Linked DNA regions of Mus musculus: region 1 is linked to region 2. A link is a contact called in ENCODE POLR2A ChIA-PET data. All regions are on one chromosome and are shown on one strand. The core of a region is the stretch at or near the end of the contact, and the rest is flanking DNA. Distances in the headings are between cores, read along the strand shown.

The links. ChIA-PET counts read pairs that join two places held with the same protein, here RNA polymerase II (POLR2A).
Region 1: POLR2A ChIA-PET joins it to region 2 with 11 read pairs in Patski. The contact joins the promoter of Rabl6 here to the promoter of Edf1 in region 2. POLR2A ChIA-PET finds 5 or more read pairs at or near these places in 2 of 5 experiments (Patski and embryonic stem cell).

Annotation. Positions count from the first base shown.
Region 1 is chr2:25,606,740-25,610,341 of GRCm38, reverse strand. Rabl6 (RAB, member RAS oncogene family-like 6) reads left to right here and starts at 1,861. Exons shown (of 15, transcript NM_001024616.2): 1 at 1,861-2,229. The coding sequence starts at 2,100. It overlaps Ccdc183 (coiled-coil domain containing 183), which reads left to right. Exons shown (of 14, transcript NM_029859.1): 11 at 549-717; 12 at 801-911; 13 at 986-1,082; 14 at 1,549-1,713. The coding sequence ends at 1,667. It overlaps Fcnaos (a long non-coding RNA gene), which reads right to left and starts at 1,012. Exons shown (of 8, transcript XR_003954003.1): 1 at 873-1,012.
Region 2 is chr2:25,556,552-25,560,004 of GRCm38, reverse strand. Edf1 (endothelial differentiation-related factor 1) reads right to left here and starts at 2,158. Exons shown (of 5, transcript NM_021519.2): 1 at 1,976-2,158. The coding sequence starts at 2,053. Gm35476 (a long non-coding RNA gene) reads left to right here and starts at 2,477. Exons shown (of 4, transcript XR_866044.3): 1 at 2,477-2,550.

The DNA.
Region 1 (3,602 bases), core at 612-3,111, 51 kb before region 2:
TGAAGTTGCCACCTGGTTCTGGACCCCTGTGGGCCTACCCTCACTGCTGTGCCCACCTCCCCCTCACTGCTGTGCCCACCTCCCCCTCACTGCTGTGCCCACCTCCCCCTCACTGCTATGCCCACCTCCCCCTCACTGGTGTGCCCTCCCCCCCTCACTGCTGTGCCCACCTCCCCCTCACTGCTGTGCCCTCCTCCCCCTCAGTGCTGTGCCCTCCTCCTCACTGCTGTGCCCTCCTCCTCCTCACTGCTGTGCCCACCCTCCCCCTCACTGCTGTGCCCACCTCCCCCTCACTGCTGTGCCCACCTCCCCCTCACTGCTGTGCCCACCTCCTCCTCCTCACTGCTGTGCCCACCTCCTCCTCCTCCTCACTGCTGTGCCCACCTCCCCCTCACTGCTGTGCCCACCTCCTCCTCCTCACTGCTGTGCCCACCTCCTCCTCCTCCTCACTGCTGTGCCCTCCTTCTCCTCCTCACTGCTGTGCCCTCCTTCTCCTCCTCACTGCTGTGCCCTCCTCCTCCTCACTGCTGTGCTTACCTCCCCCATAGCTTTAACTCTATCCAGAAGAAGATGAAGAACATGCTAGAAGAGGAAGAAGCAAGACTCAAGCAGGCCCAAAACAACATGAATAAGGGCCAGCAGCTGCTGCTGGTCATCCAGACAGGTATTGACAACCTCTACATCCGGCTCATCGGCATCACCTTGCCAACCTTCCAGGTATCAGCCCCCGGGGAGGAGATGCTGTGTACAGGGTCCCTGTGTGGGACCACAGGAAAACCAGCTGCTCCTCTGACCCACAGAAAGAAATAGCAGTCTCTAACACTCTTGATGTGTACGGCAAGCTGGATTATTGTGAGGGAAAGCTTATCTACCTGGCTGAGCGCATGCAAACGTTGTCCAGAAATGAGGAGGTAACCCTGGGCCATGGAGGGGTCCCCACAAAGCCCATGTGCTCTCCAAGATGATAATGGGTGCTGCCCTGCAGGTTGACACAAAGGTGAGGGACACCTTGGAGTCATCAACTCTAAAAGAGAAACATAATACCAGAATTACCTTTGAGGACCCAGAGGAGGACATGATAGGTGAGGCTCTACATGCCGGCCACAGGAAGATGGAGAAGGACGACAAGAACAATAGCTGCAACTAGATAGGGTCTGAACTCAAGACAAGAGATGGCATACATGGTGACTGGGCGCTGAAGGGAAAGGTTTTAATCGATAGACGTTACAGAGGTTTCTTTTTCTGAGACAAAAGGGACGTATATCATGGGATGGGCCAGAAGGGAGCCCAGACCGAACTTTTAGAAGAATTTCTGCTACAGAGGCAAGGTGGGGTGAAAGGATAAGGACAGCTAGTGTGGATAATCTTGGCAAATCCTAGTTGTCTGGCACCTGGCCTTAGGTGACTTAGGGCAGGGGTCTCCAGTCATTGATACATGTCTGAAATGAGCTCCCGGCAGGAGATGGCCTATGGCAGCAAACGCCAACAGGTAGAGGTGGGAGGCTTCTGGAAAGAGGGTGGCAGCCACTCCTTTTCTTGCCTGTTCAGAAACCTTCCAGTTTGCGGATGTGGACCATAGTTACGTCCCTTCGCGGGCGGAGATAAAGAAACAGGCCCAACAGCTGATCGAGGCGAAGCTCAAGGGAGCCAAAAAGAAGAAAAAGTAAACCTGTCTGGGCTGTAGTACAGAAATAAACATTTTTCCAGAACTACACTAGAGGAAGGAGAAACCTCGGGACTCTTGAGGACCGGGAAGCTGATCGTTGGACCAGAGGGGGTTGGTGGCGGCGAGGTGGAGATGCTAGAAAAGGGCGGGACCTAGTGCGCTCTCTGCGCATGCGGCGGCTACGTGTCCCTTTTAGCGTCCCGTAGCCGCGCCGGCGCCAAGATGGCGGCGCTGACGGGTGCCTGGCTGCCGCGCCGAGGGCCGTGGAAGCCGGAGCGGAGCCACAGAGGCTGAGGCCCCAGAACCTCGCTCGAGGCCGCGCCCGCTCCGGCCTCGGGGGAAGCCTGGGCCGGCCGGACATGGTGCGGGGTGCGCTGTGCTGCTGCCGCTGCTGAGCTCGCAGGCCAGCCCGGCTCGCACGTCCAGCAGGAACATGTTCTCCGCGTTGAAGAAGCTGGTGGGGTCGGAGCAGGCCCCAGGCCGGGACAAGAACATCCCCGCCGGGCTGCAGTCCATGAACCAGGCGCTGCAGAGGCGCTTCGCTAAGGGGGTTCAGTATAACAGTGAGTGCGGGCCGCGCCGTCGGGCAGGCCGGGGCGGCTGGCAGGGCCCGGGGCGGCCACCCAGCCTACTAGGGTCTGGAAGAATCAGAGGGTAGGGGCGGACGGGTCCCTGGGTTCTGAGTAGTGGTCGTTCCTTGAGGGACATCACCTGACAGGAGACCTCCAGAGAACAGCTGTGCGGCGACACTAGCGGAGCAGCGGTGGAGGACCCTGATTGGCGCGGGTACCCTGCGGAGAGAGACCATTACATAACCCGAGGGTGCGCGCGCGGGGCTGCGTGTGCCTGCCTCCTCTCCGCCCCCCGCGCCTGCTCTCACTTGAGGCTCCTGAAAGTCGGAGGCTCCTGAAAGTCGGTCGCCTGTGGGCCTTGAGCCTTGATTTTGTTTTTTTGTTTTTTGTTTTGTAAGGGATATGCTTTTTTTTTTTTTTTAATTTCAAGAGGCTCTTAACTCTGCATCCCTGACCCCACAAGAAGAAAAGTCCGCTCTGCCCTTCGTTATAAATTATGTATGTTGTGCAGCGAGAAGCACACGGTTCTCTTGACCTCTTTAGAGTTTTTCCATTTGCAGGTTGAACAATCAAAAGATTCTTGGGCAATGTCGTGGTCTGATATTGTTTACTTCTAAACTATTTCTATACTGCAACATTTTTGAAGCGCGTGCGCGCACACATACATGCACTGGCACATACACACAGTTCACTGTAAGCTGTGCCTCACAGGGTCAGTGATATTTAGGTAATAATGTAACATTATGAAACTTACTAGGAGGATTTTTTGTGCAAATTTAGAAGCAAACAGTGTATGTGTGTTAACTTGGAAGTTTGTATTTCTCTTGACTGAGGAAGAGAATTGAGTCAAATATTCAGTGGTTTGTGTTCTTTGGAATCTATGTTTGGATTCTTTCGTTATTTTTATATAGTATTAATTTGCAGCCCAATTCTAGAAATTAGGCCTGAACTAGGAGCTTCTTGCTTTCTAAACTTACTACCCACTGGACCCACGCCCTGGGGTTCTAAAGAGGAGGGGTCTAGAAGAGCTGAAGTCTTCCATATTTTCCAAGATGCCTTACTTAAAGGAACAAACCTGCAATATAATAAATACAGATTCGGGATTCTTGTAAGAGTCTCCACATTTTGAATTGTCTGTTGCAGAATGCTGTCTGGGTGGCTCGGGAAGGCAGCACAACAATCTTTTGCAATATGTCAGGAGAATGAATAACTGAGGCAGGGAAAGCTGGACGAGCCTTTAATCCCATCACTTGGGAAGCAGGGGCAGCTGGGTCCTTTTTGGACCCTAATGGAATCCAGGACAGCATGGGCTACATAGTGAGACCCTGTTTCAAAAAAGCAATGGAAAAAAGAACAAACTCAAA
Region 2 (3,453 bases), core at 909-3,408:
AGTGTCCCCTGCCTGGCTCTGGTTTTACTTCCCATGTTTTTGGTAAACACATGGTCATCTTTAGTTCAGACACATACCTGGGAATTTCCAGGTAATAAACAATTCATAATTTTAAAATTTGTGTATTTTCTGAAAAGTGTGATGCGCTTTCATACTGTACCCACTGTCTCACCTAAGACAGTGTCCAGTGTCTGTCCTCTGTCCAGTGCTGTCTCAGCAGTGTATGCTACCTGCCTCTTACTCATCCATCTGTCAACCTTTTTGGATCCCAGATAACTGTCAAGGCACCAAAACAGACTTCATGTTCGAGAAATCATGATGGAGGAGCCTGATGCTACATAATCACGGCTTGGTGATTCGCATGGCTTCAGAATATCATTGAGATAATCTATCACTTCACACCATCCCTAAAAGAAGGGTGCATATAGGACCCCAGGAAACCACACTGGCACAACTCCTATTACAGTGTACTGTTACAGCTGTTCTTTTCAACCATTACTTATGACTGGCTTACATGAGTATTTGTCTGCATACAGCGCCCATAGAGCCAGAAGCGGGTGTTGGGGTCCACCAGACCTGGAGTTACTGGCAGGTGTGAACTGCCATGTTGATGCTGGTACCTGACCTTGGGTCTGTAAGAACAGCAAGTATTCTTCACCACAGAGCCAACTCTCCAACCCTTATTACTATTTCTTACTGTGCCTAATCTATAAACTTCTTCATGGGTGGGTATATATGAGTAGGAGAACACACACTACATACAGGATCCAGCACAACTCAGTTTCAGGCATCTACTGAGCAGCCTCAGAATGTGTCCCCAAAGAAACAGGGGTACACTGTACACACATATCTAGATAACATGCATTGAACTACTGCTAAAAGAACCAACTCACTTTTACACTAAGACAGGTGTGAGCTGGGTATGGTGGCACAGGACTGTGATCCTAGCCCTCAGAAGGCTGATTCAAGCCTTCTTAGTGCTAGATACACTAGACCCAGAAATCAATATCAGAGCACGTGCATGCGCACACACAGTACAGGCGACCAGGTTCTTTATTGGAAACAGAGCTAGTTTTCTTCCAAACTCTGCTATAAAGCAGAAAGGTGTGGAATGCTGCCCTGGCTTCTTCGGCCAGTACGGTTCCTAATGAGAAATGACACACCCCACAGTAGTCTCAGTAGTCTCCCTGGGAAGTAGGACCACTAACGATGATGCCTGGGCCACAGTAACTGAGTATTAACATCCTGCTTCAGAGGAGTGGCATGTGAGCGTCTCTGTGTAATATGCTCAGACTTTCTACACACTTAAGGATGATTCCAAGTTCTCCTGAAAAGAGGACTGTGGACTTGGCTTCAACTATGGCAAATAACTCCAGCTCTGGTCAGTACCACTTAGGGAACCACAGCATCCAGGGCTCAGGGACACAGAGTTCACCTATGGAGAGGACATCAGACCAATGTCTCACACAGCCCTCTTTATAGGCTGACATCGCCTGGGTGGGCATCATGGGCAGGAAGCCACCAGTGATGCCAGCACAGGCTGATACCAGGTAAGGGCAAAACCTTCAGCAGGACTGCCCCTACCCTGGTTCCCAAGTTTCCTGCGCCTAATGCCCACGTTGCCCACCCCACATTTAGTGACCAGCCAGGTTCTCTGACCCACACTTGCACCTGTTCTCAATCCTGTTTTCATCTCCATCCAGGTCCTCACCCAGGCCTGTCCCAGTCCAGAGCCCAGGCCACATTCCCATCCCCCTGCTCCGACCTTTGCCCCAGCCTCGCGCAGGTCAGCTGCCCTCTACCCCAGTCTTTTCCCGTACTCCATCTCCAAGGAGTACCTGTTGTCCCCCAAGGTCTCCACCCTCGAAAGATCCGTTCGGGTCCCCACCCACTGCCGGATTCCCCGGCTCGGCCCAGCGACCGCAGAGCGCCGTGCGGCCCGGCAGCTTCCCGCCGCCCCCCGCTGGCTGAGCACCTGCTTAGACTTGGCCTGTGCGGCCGTGGGGCCCTTCTTGCGCAGCACCGTCACGGTGTCCCAGTCACTCTCGGCCATGGCGCGGCGGGGGCAGCGATCCGTCCGGCGGCTCTGGCAGCTGCTCGAGACCCGGCGCGGCGACGCGACGTCCCTTCGTCGCCTCCCCGCTTCCGGCGCCAGCGCCTCGGTCCCGCCCCTGGTTCCCATTGGTCGGTGGTTCCAGGAGCCCGCACTTCCCGAGCTCTGCGGCCAATCCGCACCCGGCTAGTCTAGGGACCCGCGGGGGCTGCCCGCGGGCGGCGCGTGGAGGGCGACGCCTGATCGCCGCCACGGTTCCAGTCCCGTGTCCCTGTGGCTGCGCAGGGCGGAGCGCCAGGGGTGGGAATTGTGTGGGGATCGAAGGGAGCGGAGAGTGAGGGACCCTAAAGGAGAGAAGAGCGGAGAGGACATGGAGAGCAGACGGGAGGACCGAAGAAGAGAGTGGAGGATCCCGAGAAAAAAAGTGCAGAAGAGAGAAGAACCTTAGTAAAAAGAGTGGGGACCCGGAAGAGAGCTGGGGCGGAGAGGGAACACAGGTATCTGCGAGGGGAGTGAGGCACGGAGAAGGGGGCCCTGGAGACCTACACACACGCCATGCTAGCACAGGTGCCGTACAAGTGGGATCCTACTGATCCCAGCCGGTCTCCACCACCTTACTTCTGGAGAACCTGGGCCAGCGTCCCCCACACCAGTGGGTATACACCTGTCTTCCAGGCCACGCCTTAGGAGATCCCAGGATAGAATCCAGGTTCTCTTGTGCTTGTAGCTTGGCATTATACCAGTACTTCGAAGTTCCTTTGGAGGTGCTCTCTGGGAGAGAAACAGCAGCTGGCAAATTTTGTGGGGCCAGAAACATGTGAACCATTGATGGCTTCTTTGGAATACATAGAAACAAAATTACTTTAAAAATAAGCAACTCAGCCTCGAGGTGGTGGTCTTTAATCCCAGCATTCGGAAGGCCGAGGCAGAAGAATCTTTGGGTACGAGGTCAGCCTAGTCTACCAAACGAGCTCCGGGACAGCCAAGGCTACATAGAGAAACTGTCTCAAAAAACAAACAAAAACACCCTATAAATACAAAAATACACACACACCAAAAAAAGGAGCCTGGAGAGATGCTCTCTCTCCAGGAACTGCTCTTCCAGAGATCCTGAGGTCCCAGCAACCACATAGTGGTTCTTGACATCTGTATTTGAATACTATGCCTTCTTCTGATGTGTCTGAAGACAGCTACCGTGTACTCATATACATTAAATTAATAATAATAATAATGTAAATTACTTCTGCAACACCCGTATTTGCCAGGTGGAGATATGAGGATCAGAAGGTCAAGGTTATCTTTAGCTACAAAGCAAGTTTGAGACCTTCCAGGACTACATGGAACCCTGCTTGGGGAGGAAAACAAAATGATTATAGAGGCATAGTGGCTAAGAGCATTTG